Regions from separate parts of the Homo sapiens genome. Here region 2 is linked to region 1. Evidence: chromatin loops called from intact Hi-C (ENCODE). Cell type or tissue: endothelial cell of umbilical vein. All regions are shown on one strand. Each heading gives the region's core, and the rest is flanking DNA. Links, peaks and the distances in the headings are about the cores only. Region 1 overlaps MAP4 (microtubule associated protein 4). Region 2 holds the start of MIR1226 (microRNA 1226).

Region 1 (10,289 bases), core at 932-8,931:
GTTAATGAACTTTTTTTTTTTTTTTTTGAGATGGAGTCCCGCTCTATTGCACAGGCTGGAGTGCAGTGGCACGATCTCTGCTCACTGCATCCTCCGCCTCCCAGGTTCAAGCGATCCTCCTGCCTCAACACCCCAGTAGCTGGGATTACAGGCCTGCACCACCATGCCTGGCTAATTTTTGTATTTTTAGTAGAGATGGGGTTTCGCCCTGTTGGCCAGGCTGGTCTCAAACTCCTGACCTCAGGTGATCCACTTGCCTTGGCCTCCCAAAGTGCTGGGATTACAGGCATGAGCCACCATTTACATATCAAAAGTAGCAGGGAGGATTTAATTTTTTATAAATAAAATAATGTCTTAAAAACTTTCCTCCTCTTGGGCCAAGTTAATGTTACATGGATCAAATAACTCAAGATGAAGCACAAGAAAATCTACTGCTACCACCTCACTGTCCTTATCCACCTAGGCTCATTCCCAGATGATGGAAACAATGCACAGTTAAAGGAAATTAGAAAACGAAAAGCAGCTAGCTTCTTTCACCTATGACTGATGAGGGTAAGTTAATATTAGGATGGGAAGAGCATCTCAACCATGACTAGTTGCTACCATATTTACATCTTATCATTCCTTTCTTCATACTAGGTTTTCTTTGTTTATGTTAGTCAGTCAAAGAACAAATGTCTCCACCGTGCATTATGGATTAAGAGAGAATAGATTTTCCCGTTTTCCATTAAGGAATCCAAATTTTTTGGAGTAAATATTTGTTTTTCTTTTGTGCTGGGATTATAGGTGTGAGCCACTGTGCCTGGCTTTTTTACATTATTAAATGAAGAAAAATGAAGAAATGAAGAAAAATGGATGCCCTTTAAAGTTTTTTTTGGTTTAAGTTTTTAATTTTTTGTTGCTACCAAAGATTTTTTTAAAGATTAGGAAACAAAAAAGAAGGAACCAAATCAGGACTGTTGTAAGGTGGTTGCCTAATGATTTCTCATCAAAACTGTCACAAATTATCTTTGTTGATGAAAGGAATGAACAGGAGCATTGTCCTGGTGGAGAAGGACTCTCTGATGAAGCTTTCCTGGCTGTTTTTCTGCTAAAGCATTGGCTGACTTTCTCAAAACACCCTCATAATAAGATGTTGTCATTCTTTGGCTCTCCAGAAAGTCAACAGACAAAGTGCTTTGAGCATCCTAAAAAACTCTTGTGTTTGCTCTTGACTGATCCACTTTTGCTTTGACTACAGCACTTACGCCTCTTGGTAGCCATTGCTTTGATTGTGCTTTGTCTTTAGGATTATACTGGTAAAACCATATTTCATCTCCTGTTACAATTCTTCAAAGAAATGCTTCAGGATCTTGATCCCACTTGTTTAAAATTTACATCGAAAGCTCTGCTCTTTGCAGCTCATCTGGATGCAACCATTTTGGCACCAGTTGAGTGGAAAGTTTGCTCAATTTTAATTTATCAGCCAAAATTGTATAAACTGAACCAATTGAGATGTCTGTGGTATTGGCTATTGTTTCTGCTAATTGTCAATCCTCTTCAATTAGATCATTCTTTTTTCCTCTCAAATTGATATTGGTGGTCTGCCACGGTGGGCTTCATCTTCAACATCATCTCCTCCTTTATTTTTTTTCTTTTTTTGAGACAGAGTCTTACTACATTGCCCAAATTAGAGTATAGTGACTATTTACAGGTGTAACCATAGCACACTACAGCCTTGAACTCCTGGGCTCAAGTGATCCTCCTGTCTCAGCCTTCCAAGTAGCTGGGACTATAGGTGCGGACCACTGCATCTGGCTGATGTCTTAAAACAAGTTATTCATGTGTAAACTACTGATTTGTTTGGGGCATTGTCCCCATAAACTTTACACAAAGCATCAGTGATTTCACCATTCTTTCATCCAAGCTTCACCATAAATTTACCATTTGCTTTTGCTTCAATTTTAGCAGAATTCATGTTGCTTTATTAGGGGCTCTTTTCAAACTGATGTTTTATCCTTTTTAGTGCTTCAAACTAGATCCTGTTCAGACGTGTTATAACAAGTTAGTATGAGCTTTTTTTTTTTTTTTTTAAGATGGAGTGTCTCTCTGTCACCCAGGCTGGAGTGCGGTGGCACAGTCTCGGCTCACTGCAACCTCTACCTCCTGTGTTCAAGAGATTCTCCTGCCTCAGCCTCCTGAGTAGCTGGGCTTATAGGCACATGCTACCATGCCCAGCTAATTTTTGTATTTTTAGTAGAGATGGGGTTTCGCCATATTGGTCAGGCTGGAGTATGAGTTATTTTGATACAAAAAAACTCCCTTGAAATCCATGAATAATTTTTTCATAGAATGCATTTTCCACGAACTTGTTGAAGATACCATGTTTAAAGTTTATAATTATAGCTGGGCGTGGTAGTGTGCGCCTGTAGTCCGAGCTACACAGGAAGCTGAGGTAGGAGGCAATCACTTGAGCCCCAGAGGTCGAGGCTGCAGTGAGCCATAAAAGCACCACTGTGCTGCAGCCTGGGTGACAGAGAGAGACCCCGTCTCTAAAAATAATAATAATAATAAAGTTTATAATTATGATAGGTTGTAAATTACTACATTTTTTCCATACCAGCTTCCTAAAAGTTGTAGAAGTCTTAACTTAAAGGAAGGGGTGATGGCTGTTTGGAGACATCAAATAAGAAAAACGAAGGAAGCCGCCTTATTTAGTCTTGTAGAAATCTGGTGCAATTAGTGAGTTCTTTATGAATGGAGACTTCTCTGCTGTGGGTCTGATTTTTATACATTATCGGACTGATGGTTTTTGCCATAATGACAGGTTTCATATTTGTGTTTTTCCTGGAGAACATTCTAAACAAGATGTTCTTCTGAATACATCTTTAGAAGTGATGGAAGGGCCCTAGACTTCATTAATGTTTTATTATACATCTAACTTTAAGTTTGATTTTGTTCTTAGATGAGGTTCAGTAAACTACTGCTGATTGCTGACACTTTTTTTTTTTTTGAAGACAGGGTCTTACTGGGCGCGGTGGTTCACGCCTATAATCCCAGCACTTTGGGAGGCTGAGGCGGGTGGATCACCTGAGGTCAGGAGTTCGAGACCAGCCTGGCTAACATGGTGAAACCCTGTCTCTACTAAAAACACAAAAAAATTAGCTGGGCGTGGTGGTGGGCACCTGTAATCCCAGCTACTCAGGAGGCTGAGGCAAGAGTAATCACTTGAACCCGGGAGGCAGAGGTTGCCGTGAGCCGAGATCGTGCCATTGTTGCACTCCAGCCTGGGCAACAAGAGCGAAATTCCGTCTCAAAAAAAAAAAAGAAAAGACAGATTCTTTCCATGTCACCTAGGCTGGAGTGCAGTGGCACAATCATAGCTTACTGCAACATCTAACGTAACTCCTGGGCTCAAACGTTCCTCCTGCCTCAGGCTCCTGAATAGCTTGGACTACAGGTGCGCGTGCCTTGCTTATCCTTTTATTTTTATAGCGACAGTCAGACTGTGTTCCTCTGGCTGGTCTGGAACTCATGGCCTCAAGCGATCCTCCTGCCTTAGCCTCCCAAAGCACTGGGATTACAGGTGTGAGCCACCACACCCAGCCTAGTGCTCTCGATATGTTCTTACAACAGGCTTAGTTAGGCCAACCAGTGGAAGTTTATCAACCATTTTCTTGCCTCTAGATATAGAAGGGACGGTTGAGTAGGTTACACATAATAGAACTCTTTGAACAATGGTGTTTTATTTCCTTTAATTCTTACATGTCCACCCTAATTGTCTTCAACTTATAAAATGAGAAGTAAGAAAGCAGGGTTGCTTTTATGGCATTTATGACAAAGTAGGAAAATTGCTTTTTTCTCTAAGTATGATTTCTGCCTTCATGCCTGGCAACACAAGAACCCCCCGACCTTTATTCCTTTTCTTTGGATCTACTATACTCATTTCCTTTTGCACTTCAACTTATTCTTGCTTCTACAAGTATTTTATCTTAGCATTGCCTGTGTAAACCATCTAAATACCAATACCTAGAAATAAAATTGGTGTCAAACTCTTCTTCTAAAATGCCTATCACCTTGGGAAACAATTCTCAAATACTTTTTCAGGATATGTGTACTACTTGTTTTGCACCACGGCTGTAATAAGAAAAAAATAAAAAGAAAATTATGTACTTCCTGACTTTTTTCCTTAAAAAATGGTGTTTTCCTTAATTGTTCATTATCAGCATTATATGGCCCTATTTTCTAGGTGAGGGAGACAAAAGATAGAACCCTTTCTCTTAGATGTGAATGACGAAGCAAACATCTGTGACTCTTGTTCTTTCAGATGATCATCTAGCACAGTATTGACCCTCAGACACAAATAGCACATTTATGGAACAAGTCACTTAATTTTTCTGTTCTCTGTGTGATTAAATAGTTCTTCTTCTGAAGTCGAGAAAATGCTTTCTCCTCAACATTCCATAAGGCCTTTGAAGCTAAAAGCTTATTCCCATAGAATAAGAAGTTAACACAGGGCAATGGCCTGGCTAAGTTTTTTGCATTTTTAGTAAAGACAAGGTCTCACTGTGTTGCCTGGACTGGACTGGTTTTGAACTGCTGGGCTCAAGTGATCCTCCTGCCTTGACTTCCCATAGTGCTGGGATTACAGGTGGGAGACACCGTACCCTGCCACACACCAGCAGTCTGTTTTAACAAGCCATAATAGGTGACTCGGATACACATGCATGATTGAGAAACACTAATCCATGGAAAAGGGCCTAAGTGACAACTATTAATAGATACTGCAGAATTTCTCCTTAATACACTGGTATTTCTTTTGCAGAAAATTGCAACCAGCTTAATTGGCCAGTAGAGGGCAGTGTTGGCATGGGTCTGACAGCACCAGAGGGTTCCCTTGCATTGAGACCTGGCTGTTTTGCCCAAGGCTGACTCACAGCACACATGCCTTCTCAGGTTCTTGCTACTTCTCTGCCAAGCTGATTTGCCTGCTGTGGGAATCTGACATCTCCTGGGGAGAGGGAATCAACAAAATAAAGTAAATTTGAATATCTTTATATCTCAGAGAATGTGATTAGTTTCTAAAAAAAAAAAGTGTGCTATTTTCGATGCTGTGTGTATTTCACTGAGAAAGTTTTCATTTCATGAAATGGGGGTTCTCTGGGGAAGTCAGTCAGTGAGAAAACACATTATAGCATCTTTTGAATTAGGACTTTTCCAGTAATGTGCAGTATGATTAGGGTCCAGTATGTCTTATCTGGCAGGGAAATATACAAGCCTTTTTTCTACTTGTCAACCTTATTGTTTTTAGTGTTGTTACGTTGTTTTTATTCTCTCCTGGGCTTATATTTTTAGATTGTGAGGTGTTGTATGTATAGTAGAATCCAGCTTCTCTTCTTCCTTTCTAACCTCTTCTTGCTTTCATTTTATTTTATTCTAGTAAAGTTTCTTGATCAGCCTACAGTTATTCTATAGGTGGTTGATAGATAAATTTACAGTTGGTCAACATATAGTTAATAACAGTGAGAATAACAATAGCTAATAACAGTGAGAATAACAATTACTATTTAGCACTGTACAGTTGACATCCTGTATTACTGCATTTAGTCCCACTTCCCAGGTGAAGCTTAAGTATTAGAAATGAGAAGGTTGCATTTGATCATTTAGTTAATAATGACAGCACAACCTGAACCCAGATCTTCTAATCTCACTTTTATTTTTATTAAACAATTAAAACAATATTTTTTAAATAGAGATGTGGTCTTGCTATATTGCCCAGGTTGGTCTCAAACTCCTGGCCTCAAGCAGCCCTTCCGCCTAGGCCTCCCAAAGTGCTGGGATTACAGACATGAGCTACTGGATCTTCTCATTTTAAACCCCTGTTCTGGCTGGGCATGGTGGCTCATGCCTGTAATCCCCAGCACTTTGAGAGGCTGAAGCAGGCAGATCACGAAGTCAGGAGTTCGAGACCAGCCTGATCAACATGGTGAAATCTCATCTCTACTAAAAATACAAAAAATTAGCCAGGCGTGGTGGTGCTCACCAGTAATCCCAGCTACTCAGGGGGCTGGGGCAAGAGAGTCTTGAACCCAGAAGGTGGAGGTTGCAGTGAGCCAAGATCGTGCCACTGCATTCAAGCCTGGGCGACAGCGAGACTCCGTCTCAAAAAATAAATAAATAAAATAAACCCCTGTTCTTTCTGTGAAACTATACCTTTTTCATGAACACATACTTTCTACTTGATCTAGTATCTCACTGATAGTTTTTAAAAACTAAAAATCCATTTTTTAAATTCAAATAGAATTATTAGATGTATGTTCAGGAAATGTAAAAGAATCTTGCTTCATTTCAATACAGAGCACAAACTGAGGGACTCTGCCACTAATTCACATGAGTTTGTAAAATATTTCACTTTCCTAGACAACTGTTTCACATCTACTCTCTGAAACTTCTGGCACTTGCTCTCCTGTTCATATTCATAAGTCATATTCATAAATTAATTGGCTTAATCAGAACAGAACTTCCACATGGTCCCACCACATATTTCCTCCTCACCTATGTTCATCTATGCCCTTATTGTCTGCTCTTTTTCTGTTATGGGTGAACTGTTCATGCTGTCACTCAGGCCACTGCTGTCACAGTTACCTCTTCTGTCTCCTGCATCATCAGTTCTTTTCTTTCAATTGGGTCATTCACCAGCATCAAACATACTATAATTTTTTTATCATTAAAAAAAAAATCCTGTCTGAATCTCACATCCATCTCATCTATCTTTTTGCTTTGCTTTCTTTTTTTTTTTTTTTGAGACGGAGTCTTGCTATGTCACCCAGGCTGGAGTGCAGTGGCGCGATCTTGGCTCACTGCAAGCTCCGCCTCCCGGGTTCACGCCATTCTCCTGCCTCAGCCTCCTGAGTAGCTGGGACTACAGGCGTGTGCCGCCACGCCCGGCTAATTTTTTGTATTTTTAGTAGAGACGGGGTTTCACCGTGTTAGCCAGGATGGTCTCAATCTCCTGACCTCGTGATCCGCCCACCGTAGCCTCCCAAAGTGCTGGGATTACAGGCGTGAGCCACCGTGCCCGGCCTGCCTTCTTTTAAAGAGACGTTTCTACTACCTGTCACCAATTCCTTTCCTTCCATTTCCTCTTGAATTCACTCTCATCAGACTTTAACATATGCATGACCCCAAAACTTCTCTTACCTAAAGTATAAGGCCTTGATGTTGCCAAGGACAAATCCAGTATTACTCCAGGGGTTTTGCCTGAGCAACTGAAAGGAAAGAATTGCCATCATCTGAGATGGGGAAAGCTACAGAAGGAGTAGGATTTGAAGGGAAGAGAAGAAATTTAGCTTGGGATATGTTCACATTTAGTTACCTGCTAGTCATCGAAATGGAGAAGATGGATACACAGATAAGGAGTCCGGAGTTTGGAGGACGGTTCTGGGCTGGAGGTTGATGTTATATAAAGCTTTTGCTAGAGTTGTTGTTCTAAAATCCTTTAAGATTGGATTTAGATGTAACTTTCCAGAACATTCCCTGACTTCTGTTCCCTTTCCCTTCTAGACCTCCCACTACCCCCACACCCTGCCAGCCTTTCTTTTCATCTTCCTCTTGGTAAGTGCTTTTCTTCCCTGAACTTTCCTCTTTCCTCTGTGGTACTTGTAAGATCATAATTAAGCTATTTGTTATCTTACACTTATTAACATGCTCTAGCACAGGAATAATATTTTGTTTACTGCCATATTTCATGGAGAATGACACATTTAGCGAAAGCAGGATGGCACAGCATAATCAAAGTTTACTAGCGACCTCAAGTTTCTCAGGGTTAAGAAATCAAAGGTTACAGTGACAAGTGACCGGAGAGAATCATGGAGAAGCAGATCAAGTGAAATTATGAAGAATCTCATGGTTTGTGAGAAACTGAGGGCGCAGGGGTACTGAGAAACCTGGCCAGATCTGCATTAGAGACCACTGCTCTTGGCACATGATAGATGTGTAATCATTGCTTATTACACTGAATTGAAATGGTTTTTGTTTGTCAGTTTATTCAGGTTTGGGTTGTGTTAATGTACAGACTAACAAACAATTGTGTCTCCAAAATGGTAGATATTTATTTAGGGTAGGTGTACTTGGTCTAATCCTAAACCCTCTTAATAGTCTCATGATCATATTTAGGGAAGTTTATATATATGCATAAAAAATTAGTGTGACATTTTTGCAAAAATAGTTATTTTCTGACTTTGATTTGAAAACAGACTTTTATCTCATAACTAATAGTTCTTTTTGGGGAAAAAAAATATCGTACCAAAATGTATAGTTCATAATAATAGTACCCTAGTCTGAAAGAAGAGCAGGGGACCGGGACCCGGGGGCTCAAGCCTGTAATCTCAGCACTTGGGAGGCCGAGGCAGATGGATCACCTGAGGTCAGGAGTTTGAGACCAGCCTGGCCAACATGGCAAAACCCCGCCTCTACTAAAAATACAAAAATTAGCCAGGTGTGGTGGCATGCGCCTGTAATCCCGGCTGCTCAGGAGGCTGAGAAACGAGAATTGCTTGAACCCAGGAGGTGGAGGTTGCAGTGAGCTGAGATTGTGCCACTGCACTCCAGCCTGGGCGACAGAGTGACTCCATCTCAAAAAAAATACAAAAAAACCCCCCAAAAAACAAAAAACAAAGCAACAAAAAAACCACTTCATTGCTAAAAATATTCTGCAAGCAAGCCAGGATGGTGGTATGTACCTGTAGCCCTGCCCGAGCTACTTAATAGGAAGGAGGATTGCTTAAGCCTAGGAGTTTGAGTCCAGCCTGGGTAACATAGCAAGACCCCAAAGACCCCACCTCTTAAATAATATTCTGCAAGCAAATGACTTTGTTAAACTTCACACTGCAAGAACAGAGCCAAGAACCTACCATGTACCCTTTACTTGGATTTATCATTACTGTTTTGCACATTTGCTTTATCATTCTTGTTATATTTACATATAGTTCCTTCCCCTTGGATTATTTGAGAACAAACTGCAGAACTCACACCTCTTTCCCCGAAGAACTAGGCATTAGCACATTACAAGAATACGATGATAGAGATCAGAAGTTAAATGCTGATGAGATATTCCTGTCTAATCCACGAACCTTATTTCATTGTCATCAGTTGTCCCAACAGATTCAACACATTCCTTTCTCATTTTTTTCTTCTTGTCTGCAATTAAATCTGGAATCACGTTAGTTTTCATGTCTCTTCAGTCTTCTTTAATTGGAACAGTTCCTCAACTCTTCTTTGTCTTTCATGACCTTAATATTTTGAATAGTATGGGCAAGTTATTTTTTAGAAGTCCCCTAATTTGGGTTTGCCTGGCATTTCCTCATAATTAGATTCAAGTTCCACATTTTTGGCAGTAGTACTATGTAAATATGATGTGTCCTAAGTGCACCACATCAGGAAGCACATGATGTCACTAAATCACATTATTGGTGATAATAACTTTCATCACTTGTTAGTGTCTGCCTGTTTTCTTTACTGTAATTTTTTTCCAATTAAAAAAAAGCATTTATTTATTTAGAGACAGGGCCTTACTCTGTCACCCTAGCTGGAGTGCAGTGGCACAATCTTGGCTCCCTGCAGCCTTGACCTCCCCAGGCTCAAGCAGTCTTCCAGCCTCAGCCTCCCAAGTAGCTGGGACTGCAGGCATGCACCACCATGCCTGGTTAATTTTTTTTTTTGACAAAGTCTTGCTCTGTTGCCCAGACTGGAGTGCAGTGGCACCATCTTGGCTCACTGCAACCTCCGCCTCCCAGGTTCAGGTGATCCTCCTGCCTCAGCCTCCCGAGTAGCTGGGATTACAGGCATGCACCACCATGCCTGGCTAATTTTTGTATTTTTGGTAGAGATGGGGTTTCACCACGTTGGCCAGGCTGGTCTCAAACTCCTGACCTCAGGTGATTCACCCACCTCTGCCTCCCAAAGTGCTGGGATTACAGGCATGAGCCACCCCCCAGCCTAATTTTTATTTTTATTTTTTAATTTTTTTTAAGACGGGGTCTCACTTTGTCTCCCAGTCTGGAGGGCAGTGGCATGATCTCGGCTCACTGCAACCTCCGCCTTCTGGGTTCAAGTGATTCTCCTGCCTCAGCCTCCTGAGTAGCTGGGATTACAGGTGCGTGCCACCACACCTGGCTAATTTTTGTATCTTTATTAGAGACAGGTTTTCACCATATTGGCCAGGCTAGTCTCGAACTCCTGACCTCATGTGATCTGCCTGCCTCGGTCTCCCAAAGTGCTGAGCCACCACCCCTGGCCACCTGGTTAATTTG
Region 2 (10,289 bases), core at 1,016-9,015, 140 kb after region 1:
CAGCACATTCTTAGCTGCCAGCGACAGCAGGCTGCCTGGGGCCTCCCTCTGCAGGGCCTGCCTGGGGCCTCCCTCTGCAGGGCCTGCCTGGGGCCTCCCTCTGCAGGGCTCTGGGACAGAGCTCAAGTGGCAGAGGTTCCCATCCTCACGACTGGCTGGGCCTCTTCTCCCTTCCCTCTCTCCTCTTTCCTCCCTTCCTCCTTCCACAGTACTGTGAGACCTTTTGTGTGCCAAGATGCTGTCTGTCCTATGTTCCATGTCATCCGTGGGTGGGGGGCCCATGAGGGGCATCTTGCAGACCCCGAGCACAAGGATGGCTGCTGCTGCTCGGGTTCAGGTGCGCAGGGGAGAGGGGCCAGGAGCCGCTGCCCTGGGCCTTCCCTTCCATCTCTGCTCCCCAGTGCCAGCCACTGCCCAGCCCGTCCCCTGTCCCATCCTCTCCTGATGCTCTGACTGAAGCCTTGATCAGCTTCCAGGAACATCTGGGGGGGTCCTTGCTGCCACAGGCTCTCAGTTCGTGCCCCCCATACCTCGTGAGGATGCCGTTCTCACGCCCGTCTCAGTGGGGCGTTAACTTGGCTTTAGTCTCTTTTCCAAGGACACAGCGAGCGAGCGTGGACCAGGATTCACATCTGGGCTTTTCTGACCCTAAGCCTTGTGTTCTTTTCCTTGTTCACATTATATCCCTTTATTAGTTCTGGAATTATTGTTTTTAATCGAGGCCTATTTCTCACTATGCCGATTAGAAACCACTTCTCCCTTGTCACTTTTTGGGTATTTGGCGACACACGCTTTCCAGCTCCCCAGTGGCCTCTCGCAGCTGTTCTCTCTTCTCTGCCTTCCTCACACTGAGTGTTCCATGTCCCCCAAATGTCCTCCTCCTATGACGCCCTCCAGGCCTCCACAGTGTCCCTGGGTTATACCTCCTTGGACACCTTTCTGCCTCCCATGGACCCCTGGTCCCAGAATGGTGCCCCGCACAGACAAGGCCTCAGCACCTGTGTTCCTGACCAGACAGATGTGCAGGCAGGGCTGCCCGGGAGCTACTGAGGACCCCACTCTGTGTGCAGGGGGTGGCCTGGGTTCAGGGAGGGTTTGGGAGGGTGGGCTGTACCCTTCAGGGGGCTACCCTTCAGGCTTATTGCTTACTGTTGTCATGGCTACGTCTTTGGTACCAGCCTGAGGCCTGGCACCTCTGCCCTCAGAGAGGCTTCATCAGAGCCTCACATGCCACAGAGGGGCTCTGAGAGTGTGTCACTGGTCCAGCTGCTCCTGACCCTCGGGAGTCGGTCTCCCAGGTGAGGTGGGGTGGGTGGGGCCGGGGCACCTGCCTGGGATTCTCCAAGCGACTGTGCCTTGAGCCAGTGGGTGCCAGGGCAGCAAGGGTGGGGGCTGTGTGTGAAACCCACCACCATCACCCCATCCCACTCCCCCCCTCGACTGACCCTGCACTGTCTCCCCCACTGTTTCATTGTAGACTGAGGGCGGTGGCAGCGAGGCTCCTCTGTGTCCGGGTCCCCCTGCTGGGGAGGAGCCGGCCATCTCTGAGGCAGCGCCTGAAGCTGGCGCCCCCACTTCAGCCAGTGGCCTCAATGGCCACCCCACCCTGTCAGGGGGTGGTGACCAAAGGGAGGCCCAGACCTTGGACAGCCAGATCCAGGAGACAAGTAAGTGGCTGGGCTCGGCCTAAGGGCCAGCCAGGGGCCCTGCCACTGGCCGCAAATTGAAACTCCTTTGTTTTTGACTAGAGTGTGGCCTAAATTTTAATGAAGTAACCTTTTATTTTCCAGGCATCTAATGATGACATTCTGGTCTCGTCTTCCGTCTCCCCCGTGTTCCCCTCTTGTCTCCCCTGTTCCCCTCTCCCTTCCCTCCTCCCATGTCACTGCAGATTGAGACCTACAGGCTGACGTTCCGGGCAAATGCCAGGGCCCGCACCGACCACGGGGCCGACATTGTCTCCCGCCCCCCACACTTCCCTGGCGGCCCCAACTCGGGCTCCCGGGTCCTTGGCCCCCTTTCCCGGGCTGTCCACTAGACCAGTGAGCGCTTGGGCGCCGTGCTGGGCAGCCCGCTAGGCTCGCCTTCCCTCCTGCTTTGCGTGCCCGGGGCAGCAGCAGCCCTGCCCCACACCTCCTCTCACTCCCCAGCCTGGGCCCATCTCCCTGCTTTGGTCTTGCCCCATCACTGCGCCACTGCTCCGTGGAGGAGGTTGGGAGGGGGTTGGGGTGGTTGAGGCTAAGTTGGGATCTAGGAGAGGAGAACCAGATTCTATCCTCATCTTTTTTTGGTTCTTTGGTCCAAACCCAAAAGAAACTGACATGCCCTCCCTTCTCCCTGGATCTACCTGGAGGGAAGAGTGGAGGTGGATTCCGAGTGGTGACAGGACGCTGACCGTGGAGCTTAAGCCACTGCCTCTCCCTCTGGTCCCACAAATGGGCGCCCCCCCCTCCCCATGCAGGTGGTGTCGGGCCCTTCTTGCTGCCCTGCCCCAAGTTGGGGGTCAGTGCTGCCTGTCCCCATGCTTAACATACCCGCCTAGCTGCTGTCACATTTTTCTTGTTTTGTCCTTTTATTTTTTTCTAATAACCTAAAAACTGGCAAAATAGTTCTGCAGGTTGAAGCCATGTCTACATGAAAGTCCTCAGTAAGTGTTAGAGGGAACAGGGCGGAGATATCCTTATGCCACCCCCGCTGGAGGATGTGGGCAGCTTAGGGCCCTGGAGGCGGTGCGGCAGGGAAGAGGGGTGCAGAGGCTGTGGCTGGTGAGCCGGTCAGGCACACAAGGGGCCCTTGGAGCGTGGACTGGTTGGTTTTGCCATTTTGTTGTGTGTATGCTGCTTTTCTTTTCTAACCAAGAGGCTGGTTTTGGCATCTCTGTCCCATTCCCTGGGATCTGGTGGTCAGCCCTAGGATAAAAAGCCAGGGCTGGAGAACAAGAAAGGGCCAGGAGATGGAATTCCTTCAGGCCGGCACCCACACCCTAGGACATGTAAGCCCTCATGTCCAAGGGAGCCTCATGCAGATAGTAGGAAATCAGGTCTGGAAATTTAAAAATAAAAGGCATGAGACTAAGGCTATCTGCTTCCCTTATGCCCTGACTGGAGAGGGGAGGGAGGAGAGGCAAGGCCCACAGAGGGCATCCCAGCTAGGCCTTGGGATGGCTGCAGTGAGGAGAAATCCCGGGAACTGTATTGACACAAAGATTCTTATTGCACTTGTATTTTTTGTATTAAAGTTTGCATGGTTTCTAATAAAGGATTCAAACATAAGTTTGTAGTGAAATGGCCTGGGAGATTCCAAGGGCTTCTCTGGAGGGGGATTGGCTGCAGTGTAGATTTGCCTCTGAGGAGGCTGCCCCAGACTTGGCCTCCTCATGCCCCCTCCTGACCTCTGCCCTTCTCTGGTCCTGGCATCCCTGGAGAAGGTAGGGGTCTTGACCTAAGTTTAGATTTGATCTCCATGTGCAGGGAGGCTGTCCTGGGCCTGACAGGTCCTCCCCCTTTCTGAGGTAGCAGTGCCTTGTGGAGGTTTGACACCATGTCCCTAGCTCCCCAAGCACACACCAGGAAACTGCAGGGGCTCACGGAGGAAGTGCTGCCTGGGCCAGGGGGACCAGCTTTCCTCCGTAGAGACCATGTGCAGAACACTTCTGCTGTGCCAAGAACATGAGGGAGCCAGTGTTTTGTCAGCAGGAAGAAAGGGCCTGCTGGGATGAAAGTGGGAAGGAAACAGGGTTGCGTAGTCAGGAGACACCTCAGGGGCAACAGCACAGGCCCAGAGTACCTGCTGCCTCCACTGCGTCTGTCCTGGGGTCATGAGGATGCTGAGGTTGACGACAGGTTCCAGGTCCTTTCACTCCTTTGGCCAAAGGTTGGGGGTAGGTGGCCCAAGTGGCGTGCTCTCTAGGTAGACAACAGGAGTGGTCAGAGTTCCCTCAAAGGATCCTCCACTCCAGAGCACCTGAGAAGGCCGGGACCAGAGGCCCTGTGTGATGTGTACTCCGCAGCTGTTTGGGGTGGGACATTTCTGTACTTCTCGATTTGCTTATGGCTCAGCCATTACCTGTGTCAGTCCATGATTCTGTTGTAACAGTTTTAAGAGTAAATAAATAAAGCTGCCTGATGTCCCATCACGCAGGCTTCGTGCTTCTGTCTCGTTTTGCATCTACCACCTCCCTGGATCTTCCTGCCCTCAGCTCAGCCCCTCAGCTGTGAACTTGTGGATGTGGACACGGGAAGGACCACTGTGCCACATAGCCCTGCGCCTTGGCTACCTGTGGAACTCTCCCCTAGTCTGCCTGATAAAGGGCTACTTGACACTTACTTGCTTACTTACTGTCCAAAACTACAAGGACAGTGACAGTTCTGACAGGCTTCCTGTGGTGGGTACCGAGAGCAGCAGCTGTGCCAGGGGACTGGGGTGGTTAACAGCACCGCTGCTTCATGCTCTTTCTTGGTGAAGGGAGGAGGTTCCAACCCCCTTCTCTCTTAAAAGACTTGGGGCCACAGCCAGCCCGTTCCCCAGCAATAAGCATCTCACTCTCTTCTCTACCTACCTTCCTCCTTCCTCTTTGGGGAACCGTGGCCCAGTGTATGGAGGCCCTGAGAGAGGAGCCCCTAGTGGACAGCAGTGGTCACAAGGGATAAATAGAACTTTATTTTAAATAAACATTTGCACTCTGTACACAGCCCCAGCAGAAGCAGGGCTCAGTCGTCAGCTGTCTTGCGCACATCAAAGCTGCCACAGGGTCCTCGCAGCAGCTCTGCCAGTAGCGCAAGCAGCTGCCCGTGCTCCTCCTGTACGCTGGGGGGAAGTGCAGCCAGCTCGCTGCGCAGGCTCCGCTCCACCATGCGGCCCAGGGCCCGCCGCAGCTCCTTCAGCAGCCGCACGGTACGCGAGTCACCCTCCAGCCGCAGCAGGTCACTGTCGCTCAGTGAGATGGTGGCCCGGCGCCCGTCATCTGAGGGAATGGAAAAGATGGTGGGGAACTGTGGTGAGGCCAGGCCCCGGAGGAGCAGCTGCAGAGCGGGGTGGGCGGGAGGCCTGCAGGCACCCACCACGGATGTGCACGTCCCCGTCGGTCAGCAGCAGCACAGCTAGCGGGTGCACCTGAGAGGAGTCCCGGACGAAGACGCTGCCATTGGACTTGACTGCCATGAAATACGTCAGCCATCGGCTCCGTAACCGTGTGGCCTCCCTAGGGAACACAGGGCTGGTGAGGCCACCCTTTTGGACCATCCCAGCTGCCCCATCCAGGCCTGCATGCCCTCACCTGTTAATGGTCGACTTGTGCAGCAGGATGTTGCCTGATTTGGTCCTATATGTGACGCTGTTGGGCTTGAACTTCCCCTGCCGGGTGACCTTGCCCTGCCTCACCTGCAGGGATGGAGGAAAAGACGGGTGGGGCTGAGCAAGGAGCTGCAGACAGGGAAGGAGGCTGGGACCTGGTGAACTCCATTCCCTCCCAGAGGCAGCACCTGGATGAGGTTGGGGTAGAGGCCGGCCATCAGCACGCCCTTCACCAGCTCCTCCTCCTCACTGTACTCGTTGCACTGGGCGGAGGCCAGGGTGCAGTCCGAGGGCTTCCCCACCAGGAAGGCCTCATAAATGTTCTCTGAGAACTGCTTGATGAGTCCTAGGGAGACAGAATGTGTGGTGGACCTACAGCCCCTAGCCACAGGCTGGAGGTGACAGAAACTCAGTGGGGGTGGGAGGGGCTCAGGAGAGCAGGTGTGGGCCCGACTGACCGTGGATGAAGCGCAGGCTGGGTGCGTACAGCAGGTTTTCCTCCAGGTAATTCTCCCGGGAGCTGCGGTCCTGCCAACGCAGCACCTCCTCCCAGCCGGCGACAGCCCGCACAAAGGCCAGGTGGTCACTGCCGCTGTCATGGCTCAACAGTGCTTTCACCTGGGAGGGGAGAAGAGGGCAGCCGGATCACAGGCAGGGGCTAGACAACGCCCCCTCAGAACAGCAGTGGGTGGACGGCTCCAGGAAGGAGCCAGGACTGACCTTGTCCACCTCTGCCCGGTTCTGTAGGCTGCTGCTGAAGGGGTCCCGGGTGAGGCAGGAAACGACCACCAGTAGTGGGTGCAGGCAACGGAAGATGGCAGCCAACACAATGGCCTTGGCCAACCGGGGGTCGGTGGAGATGTGAGCCAGGCGCTGCCCCAGGGTAGTCAGGTACTCCCGCTGGTCCAGCACCCCTGCAACGGCTCAGCTGTCAGTACCACCCTCGAGAGCCACTCCCCAGCCCAGCCCAGCCCAGCCCCTACATACCGATCTCCTGGAGCAAGATCACAGCCTCGTCCACTGCCTTGATGTTTGGACTGTCCACAGCCTTGGACAGGAACTCCACCGCCTATGACAGAGCCAGAGCCCGCCATGAGCCTGCCTCCCACCTGCCTGGTCCCCAGGCCAGCCCCTGCCCCGCCCCGCCGCACCGTCTTCTCAGGCATGTGGATTTTCGCTTGCAGCACCAGGTTCTCAAGAGGTGTGCGCAGGATCTCTGGCACTTGGAAAGGGACCATTTTCTCCAGCCGGCTTCGAGGGAACAAGTGGTAGGCAAAGCCGGACTGGCAGCGGCCCGCCCGGCCCCGGCGCTGGATCACATTGGCTCTTGATACCCACACTGTCTCCAGGCAGGACACCTGGAGGAGGTGGCAAGTAAGCAGCACACAAATGCCACTTCCTCAGTGCTTCCCCACTCCCTGAGTAACCCTCACCAGCCCCCTACATCAGGAACACTGAGACCCCACAAGCGCGGCCTTCTGAAGACACACAAAGCAGGTCTAAGGTAGATCTGGGCTGGGGACCACCTCAAAACGGAGTCCCTCCCCCAGTGGTTGGCCGGGCCCAGGAGGTAGGTGCCACCTTGGTCTTCAGGTCATAGCGTTCTTCCTTGTGCAGCCCACTGTCCACCACATGCACGATGTCATTGATTGTGATGGAAGTCTCAGCAATGTTGGTGGCCAAGACAATCTTGCGCACCCCAACTGGAGGCTGCTGGAATATGGCCTTCTGATCCATCATGGGGATGTTGGAGTGCACTGGTGGGCAAGACACACACCAGTTATGGGCACTGCTTCCACCAGAATTCCCCCCTGGAATGTGGGCAGGGCAAGGATTTTGACCCCATTTTGATGAAACAGGCGCAGATAAACACTATGCCCAGTGAAAAGTGCCACAGCTTGGTCAGAAACCGGGGCCCCTGGAGTCCCAGTTGGGTCAGTCCCTAGGACAGAGGTCAGGCTGGTTTCCAAAGGTCCCTGGTCCCTCCGCCGGGGCTCTCACCTGGCAGGATGAGGTACTTGCTCTCGTGCATGCCCAGGGCCTCCTGGAGGCGCTGCTGCACTCCTTTGATCTCCTGCCACCCAGGCAGGAAGCACAGGATCCCACCTGTAAAGGAGCCCTGGGGCATGAGCCAGCTGTTGCTGCAAACGTGGCCAGGGCTAGCATGGGACAGATGGGGAGGCACCCACCTGGTTCCCCGCGAGCATCGATGTGCAGAACCAGATCAGTCACAAGGTCCAAATCGAGTGCGCATTCATCCTCAGACTGGGGTGGGGGAAGAGAGGCCACAGTCACAGCCCCGGGGTAAGGGGTCATGCCAAGGACACAGCCACCTGACTCAGTGAGACGGAGCCGCTTGACATCAACTCCAATCCTCACGTGTGCCACGCAGGCAGGGTTAGTCCCCAGTTTCTATCAAGGAAACCGAGGACTGGGGAGGGTAACTTGCCCCAGGCACCAAGCCCCAGGGCCAGGGAGGAGGGGCATCCACGGAGGAAAGGCCAGGAGCCTTGGGTGGGATGGGGGTGTCCCTCACCTCATGGTGCCGGTGCCGGTGCAGGTACTGGTGCTTGCCCAACTTGGCCAGGATGTCCTCTAGGTAGTGCTCCTTGACTGGGTACATGAAGCCAGGCACCTTGATGACGGGGCAGCCACCAAAGTATCGGGAGAAGCGCTCATTGTCCCCTGTGGCACTCATGAGCACCAGCCGCAGGGCCGGGTTGAGCCGCTGCAGGCCCTTGAGCAGGATCAGCAGAAAGTCTGTGTTCACGTCCCGCTCATGCACCTCATCCACGATGACGTGGCTCACGCCCTCCAGGCTGGGGTTGCTCTGCAGCTTACGCAGCAGGATACCCACAGTGCAGAAGAGCAGGGCCCCGCCTCGGGATGGGGGCTTACTTTCCAACCGCACCTGGAAGCCCACATTCCGGCGCAGGGAGGGGCCCAGTTCGTGGCTGACCCGCTGTGCCACAGACACAGCAGAGATGCGGCGAGGTTGGGTGATGATAACATTGCAGCGGGCACCTCGGCCCTCGGTCACATAGCGCTCCAGCAACAGCTGGGGGATGCGCGTGGTCTTCCCACAGCCCGTGTCCCCAGAGATGACCACCACCGGGTGCTGCTCAATGGCGTTGAGGATGGTGTCCCGATGTGGGTCCACAGGTAGCTGGGGGGCCTCCTGCCAGACCGGCCCTCGCCGCCGCCACAGTTCTAGCAGACTCTGGCTGAGACGTACCTCCTCTGCTTCCAACAGGGGCACATAGGGCTTGCCTGTGATAGGGTCACTCAGAGGCCCTGAGTCCTTGCCCAAGGGCAAGATGTCATCACTCTGCAGCCGGAGTTCTGGGGCGATCCATGAACTCTCCACAGGGTACTGGAGGGCAGGGAGGCAAGCAAAACAATGAAAAAGAAATTCCTCATTCACACACAACCAGCCACTCTGCAGGATTCGCCTGGGTCAGATGTTGTGGCCCAACCCGCTGGGCAGAGGATTAATTTAGTCCATGACTGCCCCGGGATCCTTGTGGGCAAGACTGGGCTGTTCAGGCCAGGGGGATCCCAGGCCCCAAACTCAGTGAAGAGAATGGGGAGGTACTACTGCCTGTCGCAGGTGGAGGCCTTCAGTCTGGAGAGATGGAGGCAGACTACAGGGAGCAGGGGTGGTGAGGGATGCAGGGCCTCTTACATGGTTCAGGAAGGTCTCTATCTTGCGGAGGATGGGCTCGGGCACCTGGATGGTGCATGGTCGGCGCTGGGTCTCACCCAGCTCACGCAAAGAGGCCAGGTTATACATGGCGTGTGTAAGCGGTTCGTTGTTCCTGTCCACCAGGCCCAGGCTCTGCAGGGGGACATGCAAGACTCAGTCTATGCTCTGGGGCTCCCCAAAAACCAGCCCAGACAAGCTCAGGAGCTCCAACGCATAAGTTGTGCCAAGTAATCTCTAAGAGATTTTGGATTTTGGCTGACATGGTGATGGAGGGAGAAATTATGAACTAGGAAAATGTTAACTTACCAAAATAAACGTTTTAAAAAATGAACTAAAGTTAATTCAGGCCGGGCGCGGTGGCTCACGCCTGTAATCCCAGCACTTTGGGAGGCCGAGGCAGGCAAATCACCTGAGGTCAGGGGTTCGAGACCAGCCTGGCTAACATGGTGAAACCCCATCTCTACTAAAAATACAAAAATTAGCCAGGTGGGGGGCCGGCACCTATAGTCCCAGCTACTAGGGAGGCTGAGGCACGAGAATCGCCTGAACCCTGGAGACACAGGTTGCAGTGAGCCGAGATCATGACGGTGCACTCCAGCCTGGGCGACAGAGCGAGACTCTGTCTCAAAGAAAATAATAATAAAGTTAATTCAAGAAAAGCTAAACCTGATGTGTCACAGCAGAACAGCCCTACGTCTGGAGAAGGCCCTGAGGAGAAACCACTCACTGTGTGGCTACAGCCCCCCCAACACCACAATAGGCCACTGTCACCTCTGTGAATTCCCAACATGTACCCTCAGACCAGCCAGGCCAGGCCCTCGATGCTAGAACGCACCCCACAGACTCCCTCTTCCTTTGCTGCCTCATCAAAGCCTTCCTCCCCTAATCCTTCCATCCCGCCTCCCAATCCCTACATGGCACCCGACCCATCTGTGACCCCATCATATACAGATGCACGTGGAATTTCCTGTAAATGTCGATTATAATGCAACTTGATCAAACAAGCCACTGGAAGGAAAACACTGTGTCTTACCTCCCTACATACCTAAAGCCACCTCACCAGAGATAAAACATAGCATTCCAATACCTCACGCACATGGGTAAAACTAGTCTTGTGTTCCTGTCACCTCTAATGGCTGGACTCTGCTCACCCTTCGGAGCCCAGATCAAACACTCCCTCCTTAAAGAAGTCTTCCCCCAACAGGGGCCAACCCCCTGCCTCTGGGCGTGCTGGCACCATCAGCTATAAGGACCTAAAGGACAGGAATCTGGTCCTCATACCACAGGAGGT

What was found. Peaks named below come from ENCODE experiments on the same cell type or tissue, not always from the same donor. Only the 100,000 strongest peaks of a DNase experiment are listed, where the experiment ranks them.
Region 2: it touches region 1 in a loop (10-fold over the local background); 28 of 110 quality-filtered maps call a loop at or near these places.

What each region holds. Positions count from the first base shown.
Region 1 is chr3:47,984,687-47,994,975 of GRCh38, reverse strand. All of the region lies in intron 2 of MAP4 (microtubule associated protein 4), which reads left to right. Among named protein-coding and RNA genes, the nearest start is that of MAP4, 27 kb to the left of the region's middle. In endothelial cell of umbilical vein, for the core only: a CTCF peak has its summit at 4,834 (motif pointing right); a DNase peak (open chromatin) is centred at 4,875.
Region 2 is chr3:47,844,541-47,854,829 of GRCh38, reverse strand. It overlaps DHX30 (DExH-box helicase 30), which reads right to left. Exons shown (of 22, transcript NM_138615.3): 10 at 8,978-9,130; 11 at 7,829-8,665; 12 at 7,482-7,557; 13 at 7,294-7,398; 14 at 6,874-7,049; 15 at 6,444-6,650; 16 at 6,280-6,361; 17 at 6,013-6,206; 18 at 5,751-5,910; 19 at 5,481-5,638; 20 at 5,276-5,379; 21 at 5,061-5,200; 22 at 4,637-4,963. The coding sequence ends at 4,710. It overlaps MAP4 (microtubule associated protein 4), which reads left to right. Exons shown (of 21, transcript NM_001385682.1): 20 at 1,478-1,667; 21 at 1,892-4,135. The coding sequence ends at 1,896. MIR1226 (microRNA 1226) reads right to left here and starts at 5,275; the gene lies at 5,201-5,275. RefSeq lists an enhancer at 2,054-2,571 and a silencer at 7,558-7,659. In endothelial cell of umbilical vein, for the core only: a CTCF peak has its summit at 4,611; no DNase peak of the experiment used is centred there.